Linked DNA regions of Homo sapiens: all the other regions are linked to region 2. Evidence: chromatin contacts called from ENCODE Hi-C or POLR2A ChIA-PET data. All regions are on one chromosome and are shown on one strand. The core of a region is the stretch at or near the end of the contact, and the rest is flanking DNA. Distances in the headings are between cores, read along the strand shown.

Region 1 (2,700 bases), core at 144-2,643, 810 kb after region 2:
GTGGGAGGCCAAGGCAGGCAGATAACTTGAGTTCAGGATCAAGACCAGCCTGGCCAACATGGGGAAACCCCATCTCTACTAAAAATACAAAAATTAGCCAGATGTGGTGGCACACACCTGTAACTCCAGCTACTCAGGAGGCCGAGGCAAGATAATTGCTCGAACCTGGGAGGCAGAGGTTGCAGTGAGCCAAGATTGCGGCCACTGCACTCTAGGCTGGGCAACAGAGCAAGGCTCTGTCTCAAAAAAAAAAAAAAATTGAATTACCATGCGATCCAACAATTCAACCCCTATGTATGTACCCTCCCCAAATAAAAATGGGCTCTCAAACAAATACATGTACATGCATGTTCATGGTAGCATTATTCACAAAGCCAAAAGATGCAAACAGCCCCAATGTCCATAGATGAATAAACTGTGGCATACATGATACACACACACACACGCACACACATATACATATACACACACAAACACTATTCAGTCATAAAAAGGAATAAAGTCTGTTACATGCTACCTGAGGATGAACCTCGAAAACATGCTAAGTGAAAGACACAAAAGTCCACACACTGTGATTCCGTTTATATGAAGTATCTAAAGTAAGTAAATATAGAGACAGAAGTAGACTGGTAATTGCCAGGGGCTGGGGGGGAAGAGGGCATTGGGAAGAAACTTCTCAATGGGTATGGGGTTTTTCTTTCGGAATGAGGAAAATGTTTTGGAACTAGACAGAGGTGGTGGTTGCACAGCATTGTGAATTCACTAAATGCCACTGAAATGCCCACTTTAAAATGGTAAATTTTATGTTATGTGAATTTCACCTTAAGTTAAAAAAAAAAAAGTAAAACTACTCAGACAACGCCAAATTATTGACAATCTCAACCTACCCCACAGACCCCAAATCCTGGAACCACAACCCCCTAGGCCAATTCTCAGGTCAGGCAGCAATTTATTCCTGTTCAATTTTATGCAGAGCTCCTGGTGGCTCTGAAGCGCCCTAGGGAACAGACCAGGAACATTCTCATGGTGTTAGCTCACATTGGGCCATTAGTGCTCCTTTAATGTGAGAACAACCGGGAGGAGGAGGGGATGTGGACCCAAAACTACAAGAAAGAGTGTCCTCGAAGCCTATGTCCTACCGCCCCACGCTGCTGCCAGGCCCGCAGGAAGATGACAGGCCCGGCCTCCACTCCTTCTAAGGTCGTCGCTTAGTTCCGACGTCGGGATGACCCTGTCATCCACGCGGCGTGAAGGCCACCCTCCCCGCGCGCCCGGGACTCCAGGTGGGGCCCCAGTGGACGAGGGAACGCGGCGTCGCCCACCGGGCGTGGCCTGGGCGGGCGTGGGGCGGGGCCTGGGCCGGCGCCGGGTCCGGCCGGGCGCTCAGCCAGCTGCGTAAACTCCGCTGGAGCGCGGCGGCAGAGCAGGTGAGCGGGCGGTGCCGGGGGGTGCCCAGGCCAGGGCCCTGTCGCCTGCGGCGCTGAGGGCCCGGGGTGGGGCTGCGCCCTGAGGGCCCTGCCCTGCCCTCCGCACGCCTCTGGCCACGGTCCCTTCCCCGGCTGTGGGTCTGCGGCCCCTGCGTGCGCAGCGCTCCTGGCCTCTGCGGCCAGCGCGGGGGCGGAGAGAGGAGAGTGCCCGGCAGGCGGCGGCTGGGCCGGCCCGGAACTGGGTCGTGGAAGGATCGCGGGGAGCGGCCCTCAGGCCTTCGGCCTCACTGCGTCCCCACTTCCCTGCGCCCGCCTGCCGCCGAGCCCCGGCTGGGGGTGGGCGCGGCGCGAGCGGTTAAAGGGCCGGTGCATTTAAAGGAGCGGTGCACGTGGGTCTCTGAGGCGTGTAGCAGGCGGGGGCGTTTTGTTCTTCTTCTCTCTCGCCGGAGACCTCCGTTGCGCCGAGTCCATTCGGCCTCTAGCACCGGGTCCTGGGCATGCTTTCCCCGGGAAGGAGGCGCGCGGGGGCTCTGCCCGCACGTGAGGGGCAGGGCCGCAGGCTCAAGCCTAGAGCCGGTTTCTGTTAGCAGCGGTGTTTGGCTGTTTTATCAGGCATTTCCAGCAGTGAGGAGACAGCCAGAAGCAAGCTTTTGGAGCTGAAGGAACCTGAGACAGAAGCTAGTCCCCCCTCTGAATTTTACTGATGAAGAAACTGAGGCCACAGAGCTAAAGTGACTTTTCCCAAGGTCGCCCAGGTACGATATAGCAGAGCCAGGCTTCGACCCCAGTGTCCTGGCTTCTAGATCTGCTGTCCATCCCTCCGAGCAGACCTCACCCCTGTTTATTGCCTTAATAAGTATTCCCTTTGAAAGGTATGAACGGTGTTGAGTGAAGTAACTGCATCCCTATTTACAAATGGAGAACCTGAGAGCATTCCATAGAGACGATTGTAGACTAACTTAACTCAGAAGCGACAGCCTGGGGTTGCCAAGGCTGTCTACGAAGTAACTTGATTAGGACCGACCCCAGCTTCCAGTAAGGAAGCCTCTGATGCCTCTGTAGCCAATTCTGCAGACACCTGAGCCTCCAAGGCCTTCAGCCAAGACCTTTGGCGGTAATTGGAGTCTCGGGATAAGCTGCTTCAGGTGTGTGAGCCTCAGGTTCTTCTCTCCTGAATGTGGTTGTGGGCAGCCGGTGACTGGCGCAGGTGCAGAAGGGGCCTGGTTCTTGGCCCCACCTCAGAGCTGCGTCCTCACGACGCCCACGTTGAGCC
Region 2 (2,700 bases), core at 187-2,686:
CCAACAATAAATATTTCGGTTTCCTGAAAACAAAACAAAAAACAAGCAAAATAACTCATCTTGGCTTGAATTATAGGAAATTCTTTGCTGGCAGCTCGGTCCAAGCTGATTGCATATGTGCTTTTAGGATAGGATTAGAGATTGCATGTGTTCTGCACAGCAACCATGGACACTTAACATTCATGAAATAATAATGAAACGGGAGGCCTGGATTTTTGTCTGTTTGTTTCTCCTAGGTCTCTTCCTCACTTAAGTGACCTTGGACAAATCCATTTCTTCCCTCGTATCTGATTTCCATGTATCTGTTTCGGGATAATGTTTATCACTAAGCCGCTTTGTGAGATCTTCAGATTACAAATAATTACTGCCCTTCATTTATGAAATTTTCCTCCTTCACTACCCTACGGGATATTTGCATGACCCTTCCATTGAAAACCTTTACACACAGTTGTGAAGCGTCAATACCATCTAGGGACGGTTCAGAGGTTCCAAAGCCAATCAACTGACAAGTCGTGAGGATAACTTGGGCCATGAAAAGTCCGTTTCCTATGCTACTGAGAATTGGAAAACAGGTATATGTACTAATTCCCAAACCACGTTTGCCTTCTTTCTGCCGTTTTCAGCCTCTTCTAAACTATGCAGAAGCTGCGGACATTTGACTATCTATATTCGGCAATTCCTTTCCAAAGCAATCCTACCGAAAACAGATCACACGGCCCCCACGGGCGGGCAGGACAAGCCACCAGGCCCTGGTGCAGGAGCTGCGCGCTCCACACATTGTTTAGAGGCCGACGCGACACAGCCATCTTGCGTCGGGGGCCCGGGCCCGGGAGGAGAGCGAGCCCCGTCCCCTGATCCCGGAGGCCAACACCGGCGAGGGGCTGCCCTGCACGCAGGCGGCCGGCCCAGGAGTCTTAGCGGATCAAGTTGTCTACGGCGGACTCGGGCCGGTCCCGCAGGACCCGGCCGCACTTGGCCGAGCGCGCAGGCGGGAAGGAGGCCGTCGGTCCGCCCCTCCCGCTGCCGCAGCGGCCAGGTCCGACAGCGGGCGCGGGACGCTGGATTCCTATTTGCCAGCTTCCTGCTGGGGAGCGTTTTCCAATGGGGCGCGGCGACCCGGCCGACCGCGTCCTCCTCCCCCACTGCCGCCCGGGTCTCCTCGGGGGCGCGCGCCGGGGCCCGCGCGGGGGCAGCCCCTCCCTCCCCTCCCCGCCGCGGCCCGAGACGCCCGCAGGCCGGGCGTTCACCCGCCGCGCCTCCGCCCGCCTTCCCCTCCCCCCACTTCCCTCCGGGCGCCCCAAACCCGGGCTTCGGGGGTTCGACGCCGTGCGCACACGGAGCGGGATGGGAGTGCAGGGCCGGGGGCGGGGGCTGGCCGGGTGCGGGCGGCAGTCTCGGCGGGAGCCGGCGGCCCCTCAGCGTGTCTTTTGTGTTTGTACACACACGGCGCGAGGCGGCCTGGAGGAGGGAGCGGGCGGCGCGCGGGGGAGGGGCGAGCGCGCGCCAGCGAACGGGCGCGCGGGGGGAAGGGCGGGGGCGGGGCGCGAGAGGAGCTATGGGGGCGGGGCCGAGCCTTCCCTCCATTGTGTGTGATTGGCTGGCGCGCGGCGCGGGGGCGGGGCGGCGTGTGTTGGGGGATAGCCTCGGTGTCAGCCATCTTTCAATTGTGTTCGCAGCCGCCGCCGCGCCGCCGTCGCTCTCCAACGCCAGCGCCGCCTCTCGCTCGCCGAGCTCCAGCCGAAGGAGAAGGGGGGTAAGTTTCCCCGTCTGCCCGCTTCCCCGGAACCGAGCCCCGCTTGCCGTCAGCCCCGAGCCGGGCCCTGGCGGTGCCGGGAGGGGACCCATAGCCCCTCCGGCTTAGCCCACAAACTTTTTGGCCCAGAAATGGAGGTGAGGAGCGAGTTTCCCTGTTCCCTCTGGCGGCGGCGGCTCCCCCGTCTCTCGCCGCCTCAGCCCAACAGCAGCAACCGCCGCGGCGCCGAGCCTGCTCTCCCTCCTCCTCCCCGCGCCCCTGGCTCCTCTTTCTTCGGTGAAATCCCGCCCGCCGCCCCTTCCCCGGACCCCAAACCTTCACCATGACCCGCGCGGGCCTCTTAACTACCGCCCCCGGGCCCCAGCCCCCAGTTTTCGAGCGGGAAAGGGGTGGAAATCGCCGCCGCTTCGCACCCTGGGGTAACTCGCTTTTTGCTGCCTCCCCACAGTTGTTGCTAAGCTTCACCATCTTGTCTCTCTTCTCTGGTCACCGACCATATTTTTTCCCCCGTTTCTCTCTTCCCCATTTCAAAAAAGCAAGAATTTTTAAAAGAGGGACGTTTTTTTCCCTTTTTTGGAGAGGCGGAAACTTGATGCATTTGAAATGCAAAAAAAACTTTTGCATTTTGGAGGGCGGCACGTGGCAGGGGATAGGGGTATTTTCGAGCGATTTGGTGTTTTGTCTCTTTGGAACGGAATCGGATACGTTTTGCGATTGTTTCCATTTTGTTCTGGTCGGGGAGCCGAGTTGGTTCCTGCTCGAGGCGCTGGGAGCGAGGCGGGCAGGTTGGGGGACCCTGTGCCGAGGGACCCGAAGGAGGCAAAACCAAAAGTTTATGTGGTGCTTGGGGTGGACCGGTCGGCGGATGTCGTGCGTTAATTAAAGCCTGGGTGCGGGGCACTTTTTATTTCACTGCGAAGCCTGTGAGGACTGGACGCGAGGACGGG
Region 3 (2,703 bases), core at 15-2,514, 640 kb after region 2:
TCAAGACCAGCCTGGCCAACATGGCAAAACCCCGTCTCTACTAAAAAATACAAAAATTAGCCGGGTGTGGTGGTGGGCGCCTATAATCCCAGCTACTCGGGAGACTGAGGCAGGGAGAATTGCTTTAACCAGGGGGGCGGAAGTTGCAGTGAGCGGACATCACGCCACTACACTCCAGCCTGGGCGACACAGTGAGACTCCCTCTCGGAAAAAAAAAAAAAAAGGGAAAGTTCAACTTGACGGCTACCCCTATTTCATCATGGTGAGGTACAGAAAAAGGATTCCCTTCTGCAGCGCTGCCTATCCTCTTCTGATGACCTCACTGTGGCTATCTGGTTACAAAGGCAGGCAACAACTGGCACTAGGCCTAGAGAGAGATGACCAAAATTGACTACGCTTGCACAGTAAGGGACTAGATTTAATCCAATCATTTGGCTCCAAGAAATGCACGAAATACAACTACTGGTATTCTCTTTATTCGGCAGATGGTAATGAAGACCCATTGGGAGGGTGCCTTCCCATTTTGTCAGTCTAGGACCTGAGTGGAGTCCCAACCGGGAAGCCTGGGGCAGTGTGCTAAACCAGCAGCCAACAGATACTGCATTCCAATAGTGGCTTCTTGGTCCCCTGGCATTTTTTGTGCTTACCTTTAACTAACTGTTCCTTGCCTAAGCTCCTTCCAACCTCAAGGAACTAAGAGAATTTCATTCCTTTCTAATTAAATATTTTTCCTCCAATAGATAATCCACACTGACCCTATCGAGGGAAAATCTGAGCTGGTGTAACTGCAGGAGGTGGTTTATTTTCATAACAGTAAAACATCTAAACCAAATATGCCCTGTGTTTCAGCAGCTTAAACATTGAGGTCTGACAAGAACCCGAGATTCCACTTTGCCTGCCAAGGGCTAAGTGTGTATGCTGAAGCGAAAGAAAGTGATTATGAGGAAAAATGGGGAATGTCTGAGTGGGTGAAGGAAAAAAAAAGTGCAAGATATTACTAGAAAAACCTGACTGCACACACAATCCTATCCCCTACGCAGGAGAAAGACCGAGTGCTAGCACCCGGGGTGTGAAAGCCTGCACCAAGGGACCCAGGAACCAGGCGTGCCTCCATTTCTCACTCGATTTGTTTACAATGAACGGACGGCGCCGGAGTCCCTCCGCCCTCAGCTCAGGCCCGGTTCCCACCGCCCGACGCTGGCTGGCCGAGGCAGGGGCGCGGCGGGGGATTTCGGGCAGGGCGGTGAAGCAGGGCCTGCTCTACAGGGGGCTTTTCTTCGCCGCGGTTTCTTCCCCTGTCGCTGCCCGGCCCCCACCTCCTCTCTCCTCCCGCGCGCGCTCTGCCCGCCGCCCACGCGCGGAAGCCCGCGGCCGGGGAGGGGGCGCCGTCTCCCGGCATGCTCGGCGGCGGTGCCGGTCACGTGACGGGAAGGCGGCCGCCCCTGTCGCCTTCGCCAGCGCTAGCGGGCCCGCAGCAGAGGCAGTAGCGGGGCTTGAAATGCTGACCTGCACCCCTGGCTTGCGCTCCCCCAGGCGGGAAAGACAAGGGGGCTGCTGTTGCTGCTTACGAAAAGAATCTCAGCGCTGCTGGCCGCCAGCTTCCGGCTTGGGAGAAAGGATGTGTTTCAGTCTGGGTTTCCTCATTTGCAAAATGGGTATACTTTTTGTAGGGTTGAACTGTAGGTCAGCAGGCTCCCAAATCCTGTCTTTCCTTGTCCCCCTCACCCCCAAGAGTAACAACTTTTAATTAATTTTGTTCAAGAGCTAATAAAAAAAAAATCTTCATTTCTTTGGATGACACTGTGCCCAACTCCACGGTCAGCTTGCAGAGCGTAGCGGTTCTGCCCGAAACCCATCCGCCCAAGGCTTTTATTTTCCTAGATCTCAAACAGTGGGAGGGTCGGACTCTAAATACTATTTGTTTAGACCCCTGAAAATTTTTGATAATTCAATCTTAAGCCGAATTCCGTTTACCTTTACAGTATGAAAAAAGAGTGACTACGAAATAAAGAATATAAACATTAATAGTACAAGCACTTCAGAAAAATGTTTAGCATGCCGTAAAATACCAATTACAAAGCATTGTTAACTCTCAATAATTAGATCTCCGATGTAATTATACATGACCAATAAAGTAATAACACTACTTATCTTTAAAAACATTAATATAACCAAGACTACCCACATTGCAACAGGTTATCATACCTGGTCAACACGAGAATTCCCTGTAAAAAAGCTTCTCGTGTGTGCTAATGAAGATGTGTGAGAATGGAGAATAACTCAGCTAGTTTATTTCCTGGGCATTTATGAAAAACTGAATTGAGCGGGCAGCAATGAAAATTGTCATTCTGGGGAATGCAATATTTTTCCGCTTTGGGGAAATGAGCAAAAACATGTGACAAAAGCACTGGAGATAAAAGTGACACTGGGAAAGACAGTTTACAGTGGCTTGAAACAAAGCAGTGCATCATTCTGCCAACTTTACAGCCAAGCTTTTTTCAGAGATCATTGGCTACTTAAACAGTAAGTAATGGACGTTCAACAATGCTGTGCCCAGTCTAAAACTAAGAGGCTTTTATCTCTACCGATGACATGAGAAAACCTGTGACTACACACAGCCTCGACTTCATTTGAAATCTTGAGCTGGAATGACTTTTCTTAAAGTCAGAGGCTCCTTTGCACAGTGGAACAAACTCCTCATAA
Region 4 (2,700 bases), core at 108-2,607, 680 kb after region 2:
AATCCTAATACTCGTCTCGCGGACCGGCGAGAAGCGAGGTCCAAGTCCTTGGCTCCTAAGTATGCTGTGTGCGGGGCGCGGCTGACTCAGCTCTCCCGGGCTGAGGACACCCCAGCCACCGTCTCCGGGTCTCCCCAGCCTGAGCAAACATTGGCTATCCAGGGCAACCCGGCAGCCCTCGCCCTGGGCTTCAGGGTCTCCCTGCTCCACCCTCTCGGGGCATCAGAGACCGACCGGCTCGGAGGGAACCTAAGCGGGACCTGCCTTGCCCGAGCCGCTGCCAGCGCCCGGATCTGGGAGGGCGCCCGCGTGCCCGCCGTTTACCTTCCTGACCCTAGCCTTGGGGCTGTGTCTCTCGGCCTACGAAGGCCTGGGCGGGCAGCGGGGCCGCAGCCGAAGCATTTTTCAGGGCTAGCCTTGTCGCCTATCCCTAGACAAGTGTTTTGTGAGTGTGGGCGCACCGAGGTTCTACACGTTCTCTTTACCGGAACCAGTACTTGCTGCCCCCCTGCCGTCGTCCCCTATGGGGGGGTGTCTGTGAGTGTGTGTGTATACACGCGTGTGTGTATACGCCGCACGCGCGCGGAGCGAGTCCGCTCTCAGCGCGCCCTGTTGCCGAGGACGCGACTGCCCCTGCGGGCTCCCGGACCCGCGCCCACTCGGAGGAACTTAGGGGCGTGCATGGCTGCAGCCGGGCAGCAGCCCTAGGTGCACAGAGCCTCTAGCTCTGCAAACCTCCCAGGAGCCGGCGCTCTAACACCCCAGGGCAGCGCCGCGGAGCGCAGGGCTTCTCCGCATCCCGGGCAGCCTCGCCCGGCGCCAGCAGAGCCGCCCCGAGACCCCAGCCTGGGGACTCCTGGAGCGCGCTGAGGGAGGCGGCGCGGAGTGAGCGGCCCGGAAGGCGGGTAGGAGAAATGCGGAGACCTCGTCTCTCCCTATTTTCTCCCCACCGCCACTCCATGTCACCCTCCAAAATCAAACCCCCTTCCCTGCCTCCCCAGCCCACCCCTTTGCCCTGTTTCGGAACCAGGAACGCCGAGATTCGCTCCAGAGCAGAAAGTGAGGGAAAAGAGGGTTGTTCAGAGGCGAGAGCCATTAAAAGGCCGCCAAACTTACCTGCAGTTTCTCAGATTCTCAGGTCCTGTGTAGACTACATGCCCAGAGGCGCAAACCTCGTAGGGACGAGATGGCTTTAAAAGTAAAAATGCTCAGAAATTATTTTCTCACAAGCTATGGAAGACAAAAAAGAGGAGTGCGAAAGAGGGGGGAAAGCTCTTCGGTTCAGGGGCCCGGCGATCCCGGCAGTGGCGACGCCAAGCCGGCCCTGCACGCCCTTTTCGACCGTGGAGATACTGCCCCTGTCAGTGTCTGCTCCGGGCTACTTCAGTGTTTGTTCAATGCACGATTAAAAAAAAAAAAAAGAAAGAAAGAAAAGTTGTTGGGGGGGGGGGTAGTGGAGGAGGGAGGAGGGAGAAAGGCGGAGGCTTGGGGGAGGAAAGCAGGAAGGAAGTTGTGAGCCTGTCTGGGGTTGAACTCAGCGGAACAAGTTTTTCTTTTCTTCTTTTTTTTTTTTTTCTATTGCTTGGCAAGACGAGGGAGGGAAACACTTAAAAAAAAGTTTCCATTGTTAGCTAACAACAACAAAAAAGGCTTTTAACTTCTGCGGTTTAAAGATATACAATTCATTTTCCACCCCTCAATCGAGGCTTGCTGATGTGTCTAGCTTTATGAAACTATTTTTGAAAAATGTTTTTAATAAAGTTTTGAGTGTATGTCTTAAACAAAGCAAATCATGGGGACCTTTTTAGCATTTAAAAAAGGCTACAATCCTGTATAAACAGTTTGTGTTCTTGTACACAGTTCTGCAAATTCAAAGAAGGTACATTGAGGTCACCTTCCTGCAGAGTTGCAGGTTTTAAGTGCATCACAGTAGTATTTTGGAAGACTGGTTGGTCTATGAGCTGGGGATGGTTTTGCAGTGCAATTGGTAGATATATAAATACACCTTTACATGTCACATTTATTTATAAATGCACACGGCACATGTGACATTCGCATATTTTTGCACTTAATTCTCAGAATTATTTTAAGAAAAAGCATAGTCCTGAAACTAAGAAGGCTTGGGTAACGTCTGAAACCCCTCTTGCTCCTGTAGACCCTTGTAGACTGTCTCCTGTAGACTGGATCATTTTCAAGAAACTTTCTCCCCTACTATCAGCAAAAAAGGGAGAAAGAACATCAGCCAACATTACTGGGCAGGGGATCCTACCCCTTCTAAGCCCTGGCACTGCCAGTGTGTTTTACATAATTCTCTAAATCTTAAACTACAGCATTTAGTGAAAGGAGGGAAAACACAGCTGCACGGCTCAGGAGACTGAAACATCCAAAGCCTGAATTGGTCCTTATATCATGATTAGCTGAAATTCAGATGGAAATTTTGACTTTACTTGTAGCACACAGATCTCTTGCTTGTTTATGTAACAATACTGTTAAGTGAGCAAAGCAACCTGCTGCTCCATCAGGAAGAGGCTCATGCTAAATCTGAAATCAAGAGATCTTCTAGCCAAGAATACCTGAGAATCACACACTGTTGAAAACTTTATAATTTTTAAAAATTAGAAATGGAAGAATTGAACCTAATTACCCTCCTACCCTCAATGGGGCTTTTTTAAAAAAAAGCCCAATCCCAGAACTTTGGGA

The links. Hi-C counts contacts between places; a loop is a spot of excess contacts on that map. ChIA-PET counts read pairs that join two places held with the same protein, here RNA polymerase II (POLR2A). Pooled maps may share reads with other maps.
Region 1: a loop to region 2 is called in a pooled map, with 4 times the contacts of the local background. The contact joins the promoter of PSEN2 here to the promoter of H3-3A-DT in region 2. A Hi-C loop is called at or near these places in 2 of 37 single-sample maps with no recorded cell type and 9 of 50 pooled maps. POLR2A ChIA-PET finds 5 or more read pairs at or near these places in 3 of 52 experiments (GM12878, Panc1 and activated T-cell).
Region 3: a pooled map shows a loop between it and region 2 (5-fold over the local background). The contact joins the enhancer-like site here to the promoter of H3-3A-DT in region 2. A Hi-C loop is called at or near these places in 4 of 50 pooled maps. POLR2A ChIA-PET finds 5 or more read pairs at or near these places in 3 of 52 experiments (HEK293T, WTC11 and activated CD4-positive, alpha-beta T cell).
Region 4: a map of CD8-positive, alpha-beta T cell shows a loop between it and region 2 (22-fold over the local background). The contact joins the promoter of ITPKB here to the promoter of H3-3A-DT in region 2. A Hi-C loop is called at or near these places in 3 of 168 maps with a recorded cell type or tissue (CD8-positive, alpha-beta T cell and naive thymus-derived CD4-positive, alpha-beta T cell), 1 of 37 single-sample maps with no recorded cell type and 11 of 50 pooled maps. POLR2A ChIA-PET finds 5 or more read pairs at or near these places in 3 of 52 experiments (BJ and T-cell).

The regions. Positions count from the first base shown.
Region 1 is chr1:226,869,223-226,871,922 of GRCh38, forward strand. PSEN2 (presenilin 2) reads left to right here and starts at 1,394. Exons shown (of 13, transcript NM_000447.3): 1 at 1,394-1,427; 2 at 2,040-2,182. LOC105373119 (a long non-coding RNA gene) reads right to left here and starts at 1,328. Exons shown (of 3, transcript XR_949226.4): 1 at 1,140-1,328. RefSeq lists silencers at 1,197-1,796, 1,807-1,856.
Region 2 is chr1:226,061,059-226,063,758 of GRCh38, forward strand. H3-3A-DT (H3-3A divergent transcript) reads right to left here and starts at 1,437. Exons shown (of 2, transcript NR_185887.1): 1 at 1-1,437. H3-3A (H3.3 histone A) reads left to right here and starts at 1,658. Exons shown (of 4, transcript NM_002107.7): 1 at 1,658-1,753. RefSeq lists silencers at 777-1,626, 1,213-1,378, 1,997-2,066.
Region 3 is chr1:226,702,192-226,704,894 of GRCh38, forward strand. All of the region lies in intron 2 of ITPKB (inositol-trisphosphate 3-kinase B), which reads right to left. Among named protein-coding and RNA genes, the nearest start is that of ITPKB-IT1, 28 kb to the left of the region's middle. RefSeq lists a silencer at 1,081-1,510. Within about 2 kb of position 1,265, at least 35 of the 41 ENCODE cell types and tissues checked have a DNase peak (open chromatin) inside an H3K27ac peak, as active enhancers do.
Region 4 is chr1:226,737,925-226,740,624 of GRCh38, forward strand. ITPKB (inositol-trisphosphate 3-kinase B) reads right to left here and starts at 1,358. Exons shown (of 8, transcript NM_002221.4): 1 at 1,117-1,358. RefSeq lists enhancers at 1-491, 1,115-1,364 and a silencer at 655-894.